Regions from separate parts of the Homo sapiens genome. Here region 1 is linked to region 2. The links are chromatin loops, found by intact Hi-C in ENCODE. Cell type or tissue: heart left ventricle. All regions are shown on one strand. Links, peaks and the distances in the headings refer to the core of each region. The heading gives the core; the rest is flanking DNA.

Evidence for each region. Hi-C counts contacts between places; a loop is a spot of excess contacts. Peaks named below come from ENCODE experiments on the same cell type or tissue, not always from the same donor. Only the 100,000 strongest peaks of a DNase experiment are listed, where the experiment ranks them.
Region 1: a loop joins it to region 2, with 2.2 times the contacts of the local background. A loop is called at or near these places in 11 of 110 quality-filtered maps.

The regions. Positions count from the first base shown.
Region 1 is chr6:6,828,178-6,836,513 of GRCh38, forward strand. No RefSeq gene overlaps it. Among named protein-coding and RNA genes, the nearest start is that of LINC03055, 53 kb to the right of the region's middle. In heart left ventricle, for the core only: no CTCF peak of the experiment used is centred there; no DNase peak of the experiment used is centred there.
Region 2 is chr6:6,745,746-6,754,081 of GRCh38, forward strand. The region is part of intron 2 of LOC101928004 (a long non-coding RNA gene); the gene reads right to left. It overlaps LOC105374901 (a long non-coding RNA gene), which reads right to left. Exons shown (of 2, transcript NR_187807.1): 2 at 6,161-6,780. Among named protein-coding and RNA genes, the nearest start is that of LY86-AS1, 130 kb to the left of the region's middle. RefSeq lists enhancers at 4,267-4,884, 5,505-6,122. In heart left ventricle, for the core only: CTCF peaks have their summits at 4,191 and 4,390; DNase peaks (open chromatin) are centred at 428, 986, 2,896 and 4,416; H3K27ac peaks cover 6,165 bases.

The DNA.
Region 1 (8,336 bases), core at 250-8,249, 82 kb after region 2:
GAAGGAAGGAAGGGAGGGAGGGAGGAAGGGAGGGAGGGACTGCTTGAGAGTAGAGGCTGGGAGAAGGGTCAGGATCAAAAAACTACCTATCTAGTACTATGTTCATTATGTGGGTGACAAAATAATCTGTACACTAAACCTCTGTGACATGCAATTTACCCAGTAACCAACCTGCATATGTACTCCCTGAACCTAACACACAAATTGGACAGAAAGAAGAAAAAAAAGACCAGGCACCATGTCTCACGCCTGTAATCCCAGCACTTTGGGAGGCCAAGGCGGGCAGATCACTTGAGGTCAGGAGTTCGAGACCAACCTGGACAATGTGGTGAAACCTCATTTCAACTTAAAAAAATACAAAAATTAGATGGGCGCTGTAGCACACACCTGTAGTCCCAGCTACTCAGGTGGTTGAGGCACGAGAACCACCTGAACCCAGGAGGCAGAAGTTTCAGTGAGCCAAGATAGCGCCATTTAACTCCAGCCTGGGTGACAAAGTGATGCTCTGTCTCAAAAAAAAAAAAAAAAAGAAAATGGAAAAGACTGAAAAGTTGAAGTGGGGGGAAATTAATCAGTTAGAAACAAGGCTATACCCCAAGAAGGAGCTGAAATTTGAAGTTTAGAAAATAAGGCAAACTACATATATGTGTAATATATATAAAGAAAAAACAAGAAGCAAACATCTAATTAGAGCAACAATCTTCATTCCAGAAAGGTAGCAGAAATAAGCACTTAGCAAATTTAAAGTATTCTGACTAGCAGAATGACAATGACAAAAAAAAAAAACAATATTTATAAAATTGAGCAGTGGCCTTCAAACATTTTTGTCAGGGGGAAAAAATTCAAGTGGTACTAGTGCATTAATACTGCTTTGTTTATAAATTTCATATGATTGCCTCTATATAATTTTTAGAAACATTAGGAAATATAAGAACAAAAATTTAAAGAAAATATTTTAATAATTTAAAATATTTTATTTATCAACCATATAAAAAGCTTTATATGAGGCTGGGCACAGTGACTCATGCCTGTAATCCCAGCACTTTGGGAGGCCAAGGCGGGTGGATCACGACGTCAGGAGATCGAGACCATCCTGGCTAACACAGTGAAACCCCGTCTCTACTAAAAATACCAAAATTAGCCAGGCGTGGTGGTGGGCACCTGTAGTCCCAGCTACTCAGGAGGCTGAGGCGGGAGAATGGCATGAACCCGGGAGGCGGAGCTTGCAGTGAGCCGAGATTGCGCCACTGCACTCCAGCCTGAGCGACAGAGTGAGACTCCATCTCAAAAAAAAAAAAAGCTTTATATGTAATGTTAATATTCTATGAGAGTAATATGATTGAATAATTTTAGTTATTTTTTCAAATCTTGGCTTAGCATGTGATTTGAAGGTCATATTTTGATATTTGATTTTAATGACTGTCATAAGTAAAAGACGTGCCTCACAAACATAAGTAGGTCCAAATGAGGATCTTGGTACATTGGTACGTATCTTTTAAACCTATCCACCATATTAAGCAAAAGGTGTATTGAAATTTGGCTGTTAAGTATCAGTCTTCACTAATGTTGATTGGCTATTATTAAAAATTAATCAGAAGTTGTTGTACTTTATACTTTTAACAAATGTCTTTAAAACTCACTGAAATTTTTTATTTGACAAATTGGGGGCAGAATAGAAAATTCTTTTTCCATATTTTTAAAGAATGCAGGTACGAGGTCTATATTTAATAAATATCATTTTCAGCTGAAAGGAAGGACGAGAAGGAAGGAAGGAGGGAGGAAGGAAGGCAGGGAGGGAAGAAGGGAAGTAGGGAGAGAGGAAGGGAGGGAGGGAAGGACACTGCAAGATTTAGAAATAATCTCAAAGACCTGTTTTCAACATGCTCTCACTGCAACATAACTTTCTTTTGAAAATCAATTATTCTTTCACTCATTATTAAAATGTCATCTGTATTGAGAAGAGACAAATTAAGTTGTTCTTAATTTTCAAGATGATTTTCTACATAGCTTATATCTACTGATAGCTACTCATCAGAACAGGTCAGAAATTTTGGAATTGCTGTCAAATCTGCATCTTCAGATCTGACAAATCTCCTGAGAGCTTTGCCTTGAATAAACCTCTACTTGAAATACATGTTTCCTCTCTACTTCCCATTTCATAAAACGTGAAAAGATTCTACATAGAAGTCAGTTATATGCTATGCTACATATGTATATGTATGTATATATGCATATGTGTGTGTATATACACACACACACTTATTTAGCCACACCACGACCTCCTTGTAGCACATGAGCTACATGTGACAAGTCATTGGCAGATGTGACAAGTCATTGGCAGTGAACATGAGTGAGCATGTCGTTATCTGTCAGTCTCTCAAATTGTCAAATGCCCTCTCTCCTCACAGGGCCGTATATAGGAATGATCACCTGACAAACAGATCAAGTGAAACTACCAGTGTTAATCTACATATTTTCAATTAATCAGCCAAGCACAGTGGCTCATGCTTGCAATCCCAACACTTTGGGAGGCCAAGGCAGGTGGCTCACTTGAGCCCAGGAGTTCAAATCCAACCTGATCAACATGGTGAGACACTCTCTCTACAAAAAATACAAAAATTACCTGGGCATGGTGGCACACACCTGTAGTCCCAGCCACTCAGGAGGCTGAGGTGAGAGGATTGCTTGAGCCCAGGAGGTCAAGGCTGCAGTGAGTCACAAACACACCACTACACTCCAGCCTGGGCAACACAGCAAGACCCTGTCTCAAAAATAAATAAATAAATAAGAAAAAGAAAAAAAAGATTTAATTAAATCAATCAAGTTCAATTTGTTTCATAATTTTAGTTTAGAATACATTGAAATCAAAATTCCAGCTCTCCTGGAAACTCCTGCAGAGGGCCCAGGATCCAGCAAAGAACATAAATGTCTGCTCTGGGAGCCTGTGTTCAATCCCACCTGGACCATTTACTGCTGTGCAGCCCTGAGTAAGTCCTCTAAGCACTCCATGCCTTGGTTTGCCCATCTACAAAGAGAGATAATAAAAATTATGATCCTATGCCGGAGGTTGGTGTGACAATCAAATGAACAAATCCATGTAAAGCTCTTAGATTTTTTTTTTTTCCTGAAACAAAGTCTCTCCCTGTCATCCAGGCTCTGGAGTGCAGTGGCGTGATCTCGGCTCACTGCAACGTCTGCCTCCTGGGTTCAAGCAATTCTTCTTCCTCATCCTTCTGAGTAGATGGGATTACAAGCGCATGCCACCACGCCCGGCTAATTTTTATATTTTTTAGTAGAGACGGGGTTTCACCATGTTGGCCAGGCTGGTCTCAAACTCCTGACCTTGTGATCTGCCCACCTCGGCCTCCCAAAGTGCTGGGATTACAGGCGTGAGCCACGGCTCCCTGCCAGCTCTTAGATTTTTTAGTTTACAGTGGAGATTCAAAAAACATTAGCTGTTATGATTATCACATGAAATAATTTTGTCCTTCTACAAACTGGAAGTACCTGGTGGCTAAGAAACCAGTTAGAGGACTGTTTCTCTTATCCAAACAAAAGAGGATTGTGGCCAAAACCAAGGAAGTGGCAGCGGGGTTGGACAGAAGGAGAAGGATCTGAGAAACATTTGAGATATTGAGTCAGTAGACTTTTAAACTGTTATAATATCAAGAGAAGGAAAAAAGCAGTCAAGTGTGACTTCGAAGTTTCTAGTGCATGTGATTAAGGAGTATTAGCTGAGAAAAGGAAATAAGGAAAGGTCTAAATCTGGTGGAAAAGAAAAACTTATTGAATGCTTACTATGTGCCAGGAAATATTCTAATCGTTTTCCATCCATGAAGTCATTTAATCGGCGTAACAACCTTGTGAGATAGATGCTATCCCCGTTTTATAGATGACAAAACTAAGCCATAAAAGGTCTGTAACTTTTCCAAGGCTATACAGCTGGGCTTCTAACCCAAGGTATCCAACCCAGAGTCCATGACCTCCACTGCCCCACACGTAGACTTTCTTAGAGATAATGAGTTCAGTTTAGTTTGAGGGACATGGAAGAGGCTATGTGGAGGAGTGGGTTGAATGTAACAGTCTGAAACTCGTAAGAGACGTGGAGATAGCAACCAAGCTTGAGATGCCAGATTCACCAGCATAGAGGTGGGATTGCAGCCACAGAAGGGCACATGGGAAGGAAGAGAGATCGTGTGCACGGGAAGAGGCCTGGGAGATATCCCTGGGGACATGGATGCTCCCGACCTGCCCACAAGGGTGTCAGTGTTAGCTGCTTTTCATTGTGGATGTTTGCCTATCATAATAGCTTTATGCAAGGGGGTCTTGGGCTGCTCCGCATCTGAACCCCTTTGCCATATTGGGGAATCTGCCTCGGTCTTGGTGGGACACACACCTTCCACTACAGTAGTCAGAGAGCCAGACATTTGCTGTTCCTCAGCCCTGGAGGCCAAGCCTGAACAAACAACATGTGTCTGGCCAATCTAACAGGACACTGAGTCCTCAGCAAGTGACACAGAAGCAAAGAATGGTGCCACATGCGTTCCACCTACAGCAATGCCTGCACTGTCTTGGGGTGGCAGGGGGGCCCCCTAACCTGAGGCACAACCTTGGCTCCGAATTCCCTTGGCTTCCCCTCTTTTTCTTGCAGTTGTTCTCTAGTCTTTCTATCTGTTCTGTGAACTTCTTGGCTTAGTCCCCTAAATGTCTTTCTCTAGAGCAGTTTCTCTTGTTTAACTTGCTCTCTCACTGGTCCAGTACCAATGCTTAGATAATTGGTACTGGATAATTCCTTAGATAATTCTGTTTTCCTTGCGCTCCTTTCTCTCCATTGTAATAGATTGTGGAAGTGGTTCTATATTTTCACCTAAAAACGTTCCTAAGAAACAGTCACCTCTGAGATTTAATTGTAGGACAAAATACATCCATGAAGAATGATTACCCTTAATCAGAACAGTTATCCAAATGTACAAATGGAATAAGTATGAGTTCTTCCACCACACGTGGAGTGTAACAAATGTCTTACCAAATGTACAAATGGAATAAGTATGAGTTCTTCCACCACACCTGGAGTGTAACAAATGTCTTATTGCACTTTCTTAATTAAATTCAATCCCAGCACCACTTGCCAAGGTTGGTTACAATGGCTAATATCAGGCCGGGCGTGGTGGCTCACGCCTGTAATCCCAGCACTTTGGGAGGCCAAGGTGGGTGGATCGCTTGAGGTCAGGAGTTCGAGACGAACCTAACCAACATGGTGAAACCTCATCTCTACTAAAAATACAAAAATTAGCCAGGCATGGTGGCGGGCACCTGTAGTCCCGCTACTCAGGAGGCTGAGGCAGGAGAATCGCTTGAATCCAGGAGGCAGAGTTTGCAGTGAGCCGTGATCGTCCCACTGCACTCCAGCCTGGGTGACAGAGTGAGACCCTGTCTCAAAAAAAAAAAAAAAAGGCAATATTCATGATCTACCATCCTGGAACATGTAGGACTCCCAGGGCTTACTCACATCAGAGAAATGGGGAAGGGTTCTGAATGGCCTTCAGCTCTGAATGGTCACTATTTCTTTGCTGCCCATAGCCACTGCCAAGAGCAAGTTCTCCCTTCTGGCGTGCCCTGCCACCCTGGCAGCCCCTCACAACTGTCCTCCCATCAACCACAGTTTCAGCCATGTAGCCTTGCCAGCGTCCCCAAGGCCGCAGGACCCAGTGGCCAACCTCACTGTCCTATCCACGCCAGGTCCTTGGAAGTGCTGGCCAAGGGGTGCCCTCATCCAGCAACCTGTGGGTCCTGGAGGTCCTCGTGCACAGATGGCATCTCCAGCCTCCTGACCCTCAGGATGGCCTTCCACACACACAGCCAACACCTGTGTGAGGAATCCAGCTTCTTGCCCCTTCAGGTCCCAAGATAGCAGAGAACACAAGAACCCCTCAAAAGAAAGCCCCTAGCTTTTCCTTATGGAGAAAGTGGAAATTACCTCTTTCTTGTGCCAACGTGCCTCCTAGGGAAGCAGATGAACAAATATACAATAAAAATCTCAGTTCCAGAGCCAATGTATTTCAGAACAGCCCTAAAAACGCAATTTATTTTTAATAAGAATTACTTTTGAAGCAAAAGTTATGTTGATAGATGTTCTGTCTGCAAGTAAAAGAAGTCATCCTAGTGTAAGCCAAAACTGGGCACTTTTTTTGGTCAATGCAGAAATAGAGCCAGACCTCTGAAAAGATTGGAACCCCAACCTGGAAGGCTGCCAAAACCTCCGCGTACTTTTGCCTTGCCTATGCTTTGCTCTGCACACCTGCTTTATTTTGCTCTCTGCAGACCACTTGAGCTCCCCAGAGTATTGCGGAAGAACGTGCTCATAGCTCCAACGCACATACTCCCACTCCCCACCTCCACCTCCCTCCGGAAAGATTCATTCTGTCCATTTCTCTTTCCCCTTTTCTTTTCTTTCTTCTCTCTCTCTCTCTCTCTCACACACACACACACATTTCTCTCTCTTCTCTCTTTTTGCCTCCTCTCTCTCCTATCACTTTCTCTCTCTCGCCCATCTCTTTCTTTCTCTCTCTCCCCTCCCCGCCCCCCACCATCCCTGCTAATTTCCAAGTTCCGAGAAGGGACTCTCATTGGTCCAGGTGGACTCAGCTCTCTCTCTCTCTGGCCCAATCAACTGGCAGAAGGACAGGCTCATGTTACCCAAGCATGGCTGTCAGGAGCCCAGCCTCATCACTTGACAGGCTGCTGAGAGGGAGGGCAAAGATAAGGACGGCATCTTGTTTGGATCTCCCTAAAAGCCGACCCTGAAGCAAGAACTCAAGTGCAAGTGGGGCATTTGGGAGGTGCCAGCAATACCAGCTGGGAAATGAGGAGGTGATGCAGGAAGAGGACGAAAGGCAATAAGGGCTTCTTATTAAAGTAGCTGCCCCTGTGCATGACTCTGGGAGGGAACTCTGGGAAATGGTCCAAGCCTCAAAGTGATTCCACCTGAGAGTCAACGGAGCCAGAGTTGACGTCAGCTCCTGAGAGTCCTCGGTGGAGGACGGCTCCTAAGTGGTGATCACCCTATGGCACTTCCCACCTGTGTTGTGTGTGAGAGCAGAGTGGCTCTCCCCACTCTATCTGTATCTATAGTGTAAAGCCAATTATGTACATTTTAAACAAACACATACCGAAGACACTATGTGTTTTATATACATACATATACATAAATACACATGTTATATATACATATTATATATACATACATATATAGAATTCAAGGACTTAAATCAAGCACATTTAAAGTGGTTGCCTGTGAGGAGGAGGGAACTGAAATTTAGGGATCAAATAAGGAAAAAATATAAAATAAAACAAGACAAGGCTTTGCCCAGACCCCAAAGGGCAGGGCGCCATGAGCTGAGGAGTAGACTTCACTCAATTCTCTGCCATCTATCTGAGTTTTTCAATAAATGTTTTTAAAGCCAAAGTTGATTCATTCCTACAGTGGCATTTTGAAGGGACTATTTTTCCTTTGACCTAGATTGCCCAAACCTTCCTGAGTTTCTGTCCCTCCCAAGGCCTGGTTTTCCCCATTTCCTCCAATTCTGGGAGCCCTCCCATATCTTTCCAATAAATACCTTTTTCCCCATAATTTAGCAGAATCGGCTTCTGTTGCTTGCCACCAAATAACCCAATAAGGCCTCAATGCATGGGGCTCTGGAGGACCATCAACAATCTTCTCAGGGAAAAGACTTCCAGGTAGAGAGATCAAGAGGTCATTTATTTCCACATCCAGTGTCTAAGCTGCTCTGTCTCCAGGGCTTGTGGCTACTGTTTGGGAAGGGCAAGGTCATGCTTCAGAGTGGAGTCCCCAGCACCTTGCATGGGGCCTGGCCTACAGTATGAGGTCAATAAATGCCTTTTGAATGGATAACTTCATGAATGAAAGAGCAAGTAAGTGAGTTTACAAAAACTGCTGTTGTTCAGTTGCTTTTTAATAGAATCCTACCTCCACCCGGCCAGATGTATTTATCTTAGTAACCATGGTATAACAGGCAAAGGACAGCAGGTGTTCTGTGAATTATCTTGGTTGGACAAAATCGCTATGGGTTAGCCCCAGAACCAGTGTCATTGGTGGATGTCCTGTGCAAATGTGCTGTGCCTTTGCTATTTTAAAACCCTTCATAATTTTTTTAACAAGGGGTCTCACATTTTTATTTTGCTCTGGACCCTGCAAATTATGTAGCTGGCCCTGGTTAGCGCCAGACTAAATCAAGCAGCATACACCTACAGGAAACCCAAAGAAACTAAAATACCACTGTTGAACTCCAGTACTGCCTGGCATTCACAATGATAAC
Region 2 (8,336 bases), core at 309-8,308:
CTGGGCGCCGTGGAGCAGGGAGCGGCGCTTGTCGGGGAGGCTTGGGCTATGCAGGAGCCCACGGCGGTGTGGGGGGAGGCTCAGGCATGGTGGGCTGCAGGTCCCGAGCCCTGCCCTGTGGGGAAGCAGCTAAGGCCCGGCGAGAAATCGAGCACAGCAGCTGCTGGCCCAGGCACTAAGCCGCTCAGTGCCCGGGGCTTGCGGGCCGGTCCGCCGCTCGGAGTGCGGGGCCGCGGAGCCCACGCCCACCCGGAACTTGCGCTGGCCCGCAAGCGCCGCGCGCAGCCCCGGTTCCCGCTCGCGCCTCTCCCTCCACACCTCCCCGCAAGCTGAGGGAGCCGGCTCCGGCCTCGGCCAGCCCAGAAAGGGGCTCCCACAGTGCAGCGGCGGGCTGAAGGGCTCCTCAAGCTCTGCCAGAGTGGGCGCCAAGGCCGGGGAGGCGCGGAGAGTGTGTAAGGGCGGCCAGGACGCTGTCACCTGTCAATTTCAGGGGCTTAGAGGAAGGCTTCACCTCCCCTGCAGCTGAATGAAAGCTGCCACGTCCCACTTACCCTCTGGGGTCGGATCTAGAGAGTCCCCGGGGCTGCTCTACCACACCATATTCCCTAGATCTTTCTGATCACTGCATGTCCCCTGCGAGGGGGTCTGCACATCTGCCTGCTGGGGGCTGGGAGTGACCGAGAGCCCCAGCTCCCAAACTAAGACCTAATCCTGAGTGTGCAGAATGGCAGGTCTCAGATGCAGAGCCACCGCTGGCACAGAGTAACATGGAAAATGCCTGGCCATGGCAAAAGTGCATTCTGCTCGGAGTATCTGGCAGGAATCGTAATCAGGGCAGAGGCAACTGCATTTGTGGGGAGAAAGTTTGGGGCGATGCAATGTCCTGAGCAGCTTCCTGACCCCCGTCATCGCCGTCCTTGCTTTGTGCCACCACCCTTGAAGATACCCCTTTTTGTGGTTCTGTGGGAGCTGCTGCAGATAAGGACGGGGTGTCGGTGTCTGTTTCTCCTCAGCCGCTCTCAGCGAGGTCACTGGGTGCCAGAAATGGAAACATAAATGGCAGCTGCTGTCCTGAAAGCAGGTGGCTGCTCTGACCGGGGAGGGAAATGGCTTGGGGACTTACTCATGCAGCCTGAGAGCCACAGAGTAGGAATAAGCATGCAACTGGTGTGTGTGGGCACGATTGTGTATGCCTATTTCTGCATGTAAGTTCCAGAGCTGTGAGCTCACACACACAGGCACACAGATACACACAGGAACACACAGACACATGCACATGCATGCACAGACACACACAGACACGCAGAGACATAGACATATACACACAGACACAGAGACATACACACATATAGACAGATGCACACATACAGACATACACACAGACATGCACAGACACAGACACACACATAAGCACACACAGACATACCCAGAGACACAGACACACGCACACACAGACACTGACACACACAAACACACGCAACACAGATACAAACACACAGAGATACAGAGGCACACATATATTTATATATACACAGACACACACATACACATGCTTACTCACATAGCACACACATACACAGAGACACATGAAGATACGCACATACCACACGTATGCAGTCACACATAACACATGCATCTCCCACCCCATTGGTGGTGTCCACAGGGCTGTCCGGAGAGCAAGCAATCAGTAAGTGTTTGTTGGATACTAAGTGAAGGATGAAATGACTGAATGCACCAGTAGGTGAAATGGATGCTTCTGCTTGCAGGGCAGGCTCTAAGATTTGAACAGCGGCATGGCAGAAGCATCGCCACAAGTGCTGATGAGGTGATGGCTTAAAATACTGCAAGCCCCATGCAGAGTGAAAACTCCTTTCACGGGAGGAGATAGACGGCCCAGGAACTGTTGCTCTAGCCTCATTATCTGTGAATGATTGATTCCAGACAGGAATTGAAGATGAGGCAACTGAGAAAAGGAAAAGGGAAACACCCTGTGTGCCTGTTAAATGCCCTTGTTCACCTGGCGAGAGATATGCATATATAGTCTCACCACTGACTATCTTTTTATATATATGGTGTATATATAAAAATATAGAAGTGTACAGTGTATGTGTATATGTGTGTATATATGTGTATATGTCTGTGTATAGACACATATATGCACATACACACATTATGTACATTTATATCTATATAACGGCAATGCCTGAGCTGGCTATTTCCAGGCGGCCAATATCCTGTTTTAAACTGATTTAAAATATTGCCACTGTAAACTAATATCGTGATTTGCAACCACTTAAATTCTGGAAGAATTTCTCAGGACTGTGATGAAAATCCCAGCGTCTGGTGGTTCCCTCATCGCAGCTTAACCCTAATTGCCTACACTAAGTCCAATTAGTGGCAAATCAGATTCCCCTTCATTTCATCTGATGAAGTAAGCTTTGGCAGGAGCATCTGCCCACGCAAAGCAGGGTGAAGACAGAGAGAAGAACGGGGCTGCAGGGAACGGGGACACGAGTGTGGGGACCCAAGGGTGACCACAGTCCTCCTGCCCCTGAGTCCCCACGGCTCCGTGCCTCCGGCTTGCAGATTCCTTTCCCTGGATAGAGTTTTTGCAACTGAGTTTGGTGAGAATCAAATCTATCAGGTACAGTCCTAGAAACAAATAACTTGAAGTCTACTTTAAAGGCAGATTCTCTTGGTCTCTTTCTTTCCTGTGTCTGTACCTCTGTGCATCTCTAACACACACACACACACACACACACACACACACACACACGGCCCTTCTGTAAGCACACTTTCCTCGCTGTCCCAGTCCTCTCAGTGTCCACGCTCCTGCAGGCGCTGACTTGGGTGGCGGTTGCAGAGGAACCAGTAGGACTGGCACGGCCATGGCCATGGAGCATGTGGTCCAGGGCACAGATAGCAGCAGCTCTGGTTCCAAAGGCAGTGCGTCCTGCCAAAGCCTTCTCTCTCTGCATCTCAAGGTCACAATAATAGATTACGAAAGAGTGGAAAAGCACAGCTCAGAAAATGGGCCATGGGGACTTTCCTCTGGGTGAGGAGGGAGAGAACAATGCCCGATGCGGCAGCAGGTCGTTTGAGCTCTGCTAGGGAAGGAAACGCGGAGCGTGAGGTCCCTCCAATGCCCGGCACCTGCAACGCCTCCTGTCCAAGGGCTCTGAAAACACAAAAATTGGGACCATTGGAAAATGATTTTTAAGGTGCTCTGATGTAGAAGAAATTCCATCACAAACATTAACCTGTTTCACAAGAATCAAATATTTACTATTGTGTTTCATGGTGGCTACTTTTTAAGTCCCTTGCAAATTAAGGTAGGACAAATGTTCTCACAAAATAAACATTCTCCTGTCTTCAGAAACCACTGATAAATAGTCCAGGCCGATGGATCCTTGCCTCTCCTCAGAATAAGGGAGGGCTGTTATTTTAAAGCAGCAAATAGAACAGATCCTCAAGTGCCCTGGCGGAACAGAAGGCTGGACTGTTAAAGTCTGTGACACTCTCAGTGATGACGTTGGTTTCTAAGGGCTGCAGCAGCCATACCCAAAGAAAACATTTTATATATGATGATGTAGTAACTATACTTCAAGTCTTGACTTAAAAATGTATAATTCAACAACAAAATTACAATTTCTCTGTAAAAGGAGCACTTTTTAAAAATCCAAGCCACTTACACTGGTTTGAAAATATTTGGGGGGTCTTAACTGCTTCTGAGGCTATAGCAAGTGGTTTCTCATAAAATCAGACCCAAGGGAACTCTCTGAGAGGACCCTAGGCACTTAGATTTTATTCCGGGTATAATTTATTCCAAACAGTTTAGCAAAATGATGGTCACATTATAAGAGCATACTCTGGATGCAAAATGTCCAGGAAAGACAGAAGTAGAGGTGGGGTCCAAGAAACAATTCCAGTCTCCTAGAAACCATGCCTTCTGCTCAAGCCAAGTGCTTCTCCTGATCACGTCCTCCTGGTAACTCCTAGCAGCTGCGAGCATTGGAACATAGTCTTACCAGTTCCGGAGCCACCAGGCACCTTCTCTGAACGTCTGAACTATCAGCCCCTTCCCTCAGAGCAGGCCTGCAGGGACTCAGCAAGGCTGGGTGCTGGAGGGCCACTCTGTAGGTCTGGCCAGAGGGAGACCACACCACCCAAAGAGCCATTCAGCGACCAAGGCTCCCCTGAGCGGTCGCTGCTGGTGACACAGGCCCTTTGCTGGGAGAGCCCAGCCCTACTCAGAACAGAAGGGCTCACTGCTCCAGCCTCCAGCCTTCAATCCCAGCTGCAGCTTTTCAGCTCTAGTTTTCCCTCCAGGTTATCTTCCCTCTGTGGCTTCCAGCGGGTCACCCTGTGATGCTGCAGTTCCCCAGTCTTTGCAAACGGGGGAGAGATGACTACTGACTTCCGCGATGATTCATGCTGGTTGTTTACAGCAGAGACAGAGGCAGTGCGCTGCCTGCACGTCTTGGAATTAGCTGAGCTGTGAGGGTGCAGCGAGGCCAGCACCGGGGTTCCCGGGTATGCCAAAGCTGGAATTGTGCTGCTCCTCTGCAGAGGTGCAGGGGGAGGGGGGAGCAGGGATACAAAACCTTGCCGGTCAAGGAACGCAGTGTTCCTGGCCCTGTCTGGAACCTTCACAAAGCAGGTGGGAAGGGAAAGTGCATGGGTAAGACGGACTTCCCAAAACAGCTTCTGCCAAATGAAATAAAGAATATCCAGTTCCTCCTTTTTAAATAAATAAATATATATATATATATATATATAAAATTATGAAATAATTTAAATACGTAGAAATATGCAGAAATAATAGATCAAAGGCCCAAGTACCCACTCATCAGCTTTAACATTTTGCTGTCTATACTACAGATTTTTTTATTTTCAAAAACAAAAATGTAATCAGTCAAGCAAGCACATGGCAGCTCCTGAAGGGATTTGATGTTGAGCAATCGCAATATCAAATGAGCCCACCTCCAGTTCTCCGCTGAACGGATCAGCTCATAGGTGTTACTTCCCTCACCCTGCCACCCCCGAGTCTCTTCTGTTGCTTGTGGGACACCGTGGCGAGAGCTCCGGAGTCCAGACTCCACTGTGGAGACTGACATGGTTCCCTGAGCTCCCTGCTTGGTCTCCTGTCCTGCCTGGTCTGAAGTCCTGCCTACGAAGACTGATGGCACTGTACCAATGCAGCAGCTTCCAAATCACTGAGCAAGCAGCCCCCAGCTTCCCCTCTCCCCCTGAGCCCACCTTCTCTCCACGCTCCCTTGTCCCAGGCTGTCCATAGGCACCATTTGGCTCCAATTCCACATCATAAGCGTTTCTATGAATATAGGCTTTGTGGAATGTTTATTCATAGGACATTAATCCCAGAGGGGAATAAAAGCAGTGCTGTCCATGACATTATCTGTGTTAGCCTTGGATTGTCTGCTGTAAAATGCTAATTGCAGCCTCTGGAGTTGAGAAGGTGTTTGTAGGAAGCCTGAACAGGGAGCAGGAGGGCAGGCAGAAGAGGCAGCCCAGCCTTCTAGGATGCCAGGGCCCTCAGAGGAGGAGGAAGGCCTGAGGCCAGGCAGCAGGTAGACAAGGCACAGAGCCTGGTTCTGGAGCTGGGCCTGGGAGGAGGCCTTTGTACTGCCCAGAGGAGGGGCCACAGTGTCCCTCCAGCCACCTGCTCACTGGTTTTACCAAAGCTGGTATCCACACATCCCAAGGGTCTCCTCAGAGCCCATGCCGCTGAACAAACCCACGTTTTTTAAAATGAGAGTGACACCAGCCTGCCCATCCTCACAGTGCAGCAGGGTGTGAGTGTGCAGTGGGGAGCAGGGAGCTAAATCCTAATATACGTGATGTATTTTGAGATTCCAAGGAGCTCCTGGATATGCATTCAAGGGTGGCAGTGTTTCAGGAGGGGCAGATGGGTGTGCAGGCAGCCACACCCTTTCCCCTCCCCCTCCCCCTCCCCCAGCAATTTGTTCCTTTTCAAGTTTGAGACACGCAAGTCTTGCATCTGTGTCTCTGGAGCCGCCTACACAAACCAGCGCAGAGATCACAGGGCTGGGACTGGCTGGCGACAGTTCGCTCCCTTAACTCCAGAGGAGGAAATGGAGCCAGAGGTCGTAAAACGATGATAGAATCGAAAACAAGACCATTTCTTTCTGTACCCCACACCCTTTTTACTTTCACAATGCACACACCCACACCCCACATGCACACTCACACCCATGTCCAGGGTGGCTGGACAGAGCCCCTCCCAGTACTGCCATTCATTTTGCATACATGTTTGGCTGGCTAGTGGGCAGGATTATGTCTGAGAAAACCTCCTTTTAATCAATCTGATGCTTGCCAGCCAAGGAGCTGACAACTGTGCAAAGCACTGAGCCATGGGGCAGTGTTCCGTTTTGTCTCCTCTGGGCAGCTGACAAGATGGAGTCCCTCGGAGGTGAGAGGATGGTTTCTAGAAGCACAGGAATTCTCAGTAGTGGATTAAACTGCAATGCAGACCTTCTGCATCCCCAGTGGAGAGTCAGAAGCCTGGGAGGATGCTAAGCATTCCAAGCAAGCAGTCTTCCAGAAAACTGCCAGCTTCCCCACAGCAGCCAGGGTGATGATGGGAAGAGTTGCTGCAGTCCTCGGCTTCAGCTTGTCCAGGAGCCGGCCCAGCACACCCAGCAGACTTCCCAGAGAGCAGGGGCTGGGGGATGGGAGGGGACCCAGTCCCCTCAGACTTCACAACAGATAGCCACCTTACAGAGAGGCCCATGAAATACACTTAAAAGGGAGGAATAAGGAAGGAAGAAAGGGAGGGAGGGAGGGAGGGGGGAAGGAAGGAAGGAAGGAAAGAAGGAATCTGTCAACAGCTAAGCTATGTAAGAAGGCTCATGCTAGGAAGTCTATATTTTTTACAATGATAAGGATGCCAGTTTGTCTGGGACTTTGCTCATCAAACCCTACTCATACCCCCCATAAAATCCCTTGCCTTCTCTATCGCCAGTTCTTAAGGACTTCATTTTTTCACTTAGCCGTTAGCCATTCGTGAACCTTACAAGTTGTGTTCTGAATTCTACCTTAGCTACTAAACCATACCTAAAGATACTGGCTCAGGAGCCAGCTCAGTCTAGTCTTATCCTGACTGTCCTGACACTGGGCCGTGAGCAAGTCTCTCAGCCTGTGGAGGGGAAAGGTGCTTGGAAGTCAGGCAGCCCCGCCTGGCTGCAGACACCACACAGGCTGTGCAATGGTGATATATTGTGATTTAAAATAAGAAATGTGTATTTTGGCCTATGTCTCTGGTTTCTGGAACAGAACTCCTAAAAGAAAGACAAACAAACAAACAAACCAACAAACAAAACTTTGTGATTTCTTGAGCAATAGGAGAACATCTTTTGTTCTAACGTTTGGTCTTTGACATGGTTCTCAACATAGAGCTCCTAAATCCCTTGGAATTTCCTGGGTGATAGGAGTGCTTTTGTTCTAATGAGGCGGCCCTTGGTGTGCTCCTGAGTCAGGGCTGGTCACCAGCAAGACCAAGCTATGATTAGAAGCTTGGAACTTTCAATCCCAACTCTCATCCTTTGGGGAGACTGAGGGGCTGGAGATTGAGTTAATAATTGACCATTCCTACATGATGAAGCCTCCATAAAAATTTCTGAACTCTGGGGCTCGGGGGGCTTCCGGGTTGAGGAATAAGAACACACATGTGTGCCAGAAGGGCGGCACACCTGAGAGGGCATGGAACTTCCTCGCCGCTCCCCCATACCTTGCCTTCCACCTGGCGGTTCCTCAGCTGTATCCTTTTATAATAAATGGGTTAAAGTAAGCAAAGCCTTGCCGTGAGCGCTGTGAGCCATTCTGGCAAATGATTGAACCTGAGAAAGAGGCTGTGGGAGCCTCAGATTTGCAGCCAAGTTGGACAGAAGTTGTTTGTAACCTGGGCCCTACTACCTACAATTGCAAGAAGTAGGGGGCAGTCTTGTGAGACTAAGCCGTTAATCTGTGGGATCTGACACTATCTCCAGGTAGATGGTGTCAGAATTGAATTGTATTGTGGGACACCCAGTTGGTGGCAGAGAACTGGTCAATGTGCCAAAAACCCACACATCTGGTCACAGAAGTGATTTGTGTGGTCAGAGAGAGTACAGAGAAGGAAAAACAGTCAGTTTTTCCTGTCTTACTGATGGTCACCAAGGTTTCACCCCATGGCCTTTGGGGACCTGGGGTTGAAAGAACAACCATCGGGGGTCCTTGAAGCTATCTTCCTGCTAAACATTATCTAAAGCAGTACATCCAATATGGCAGCCACTAGCAACGTGTACCCTTTGAGCACT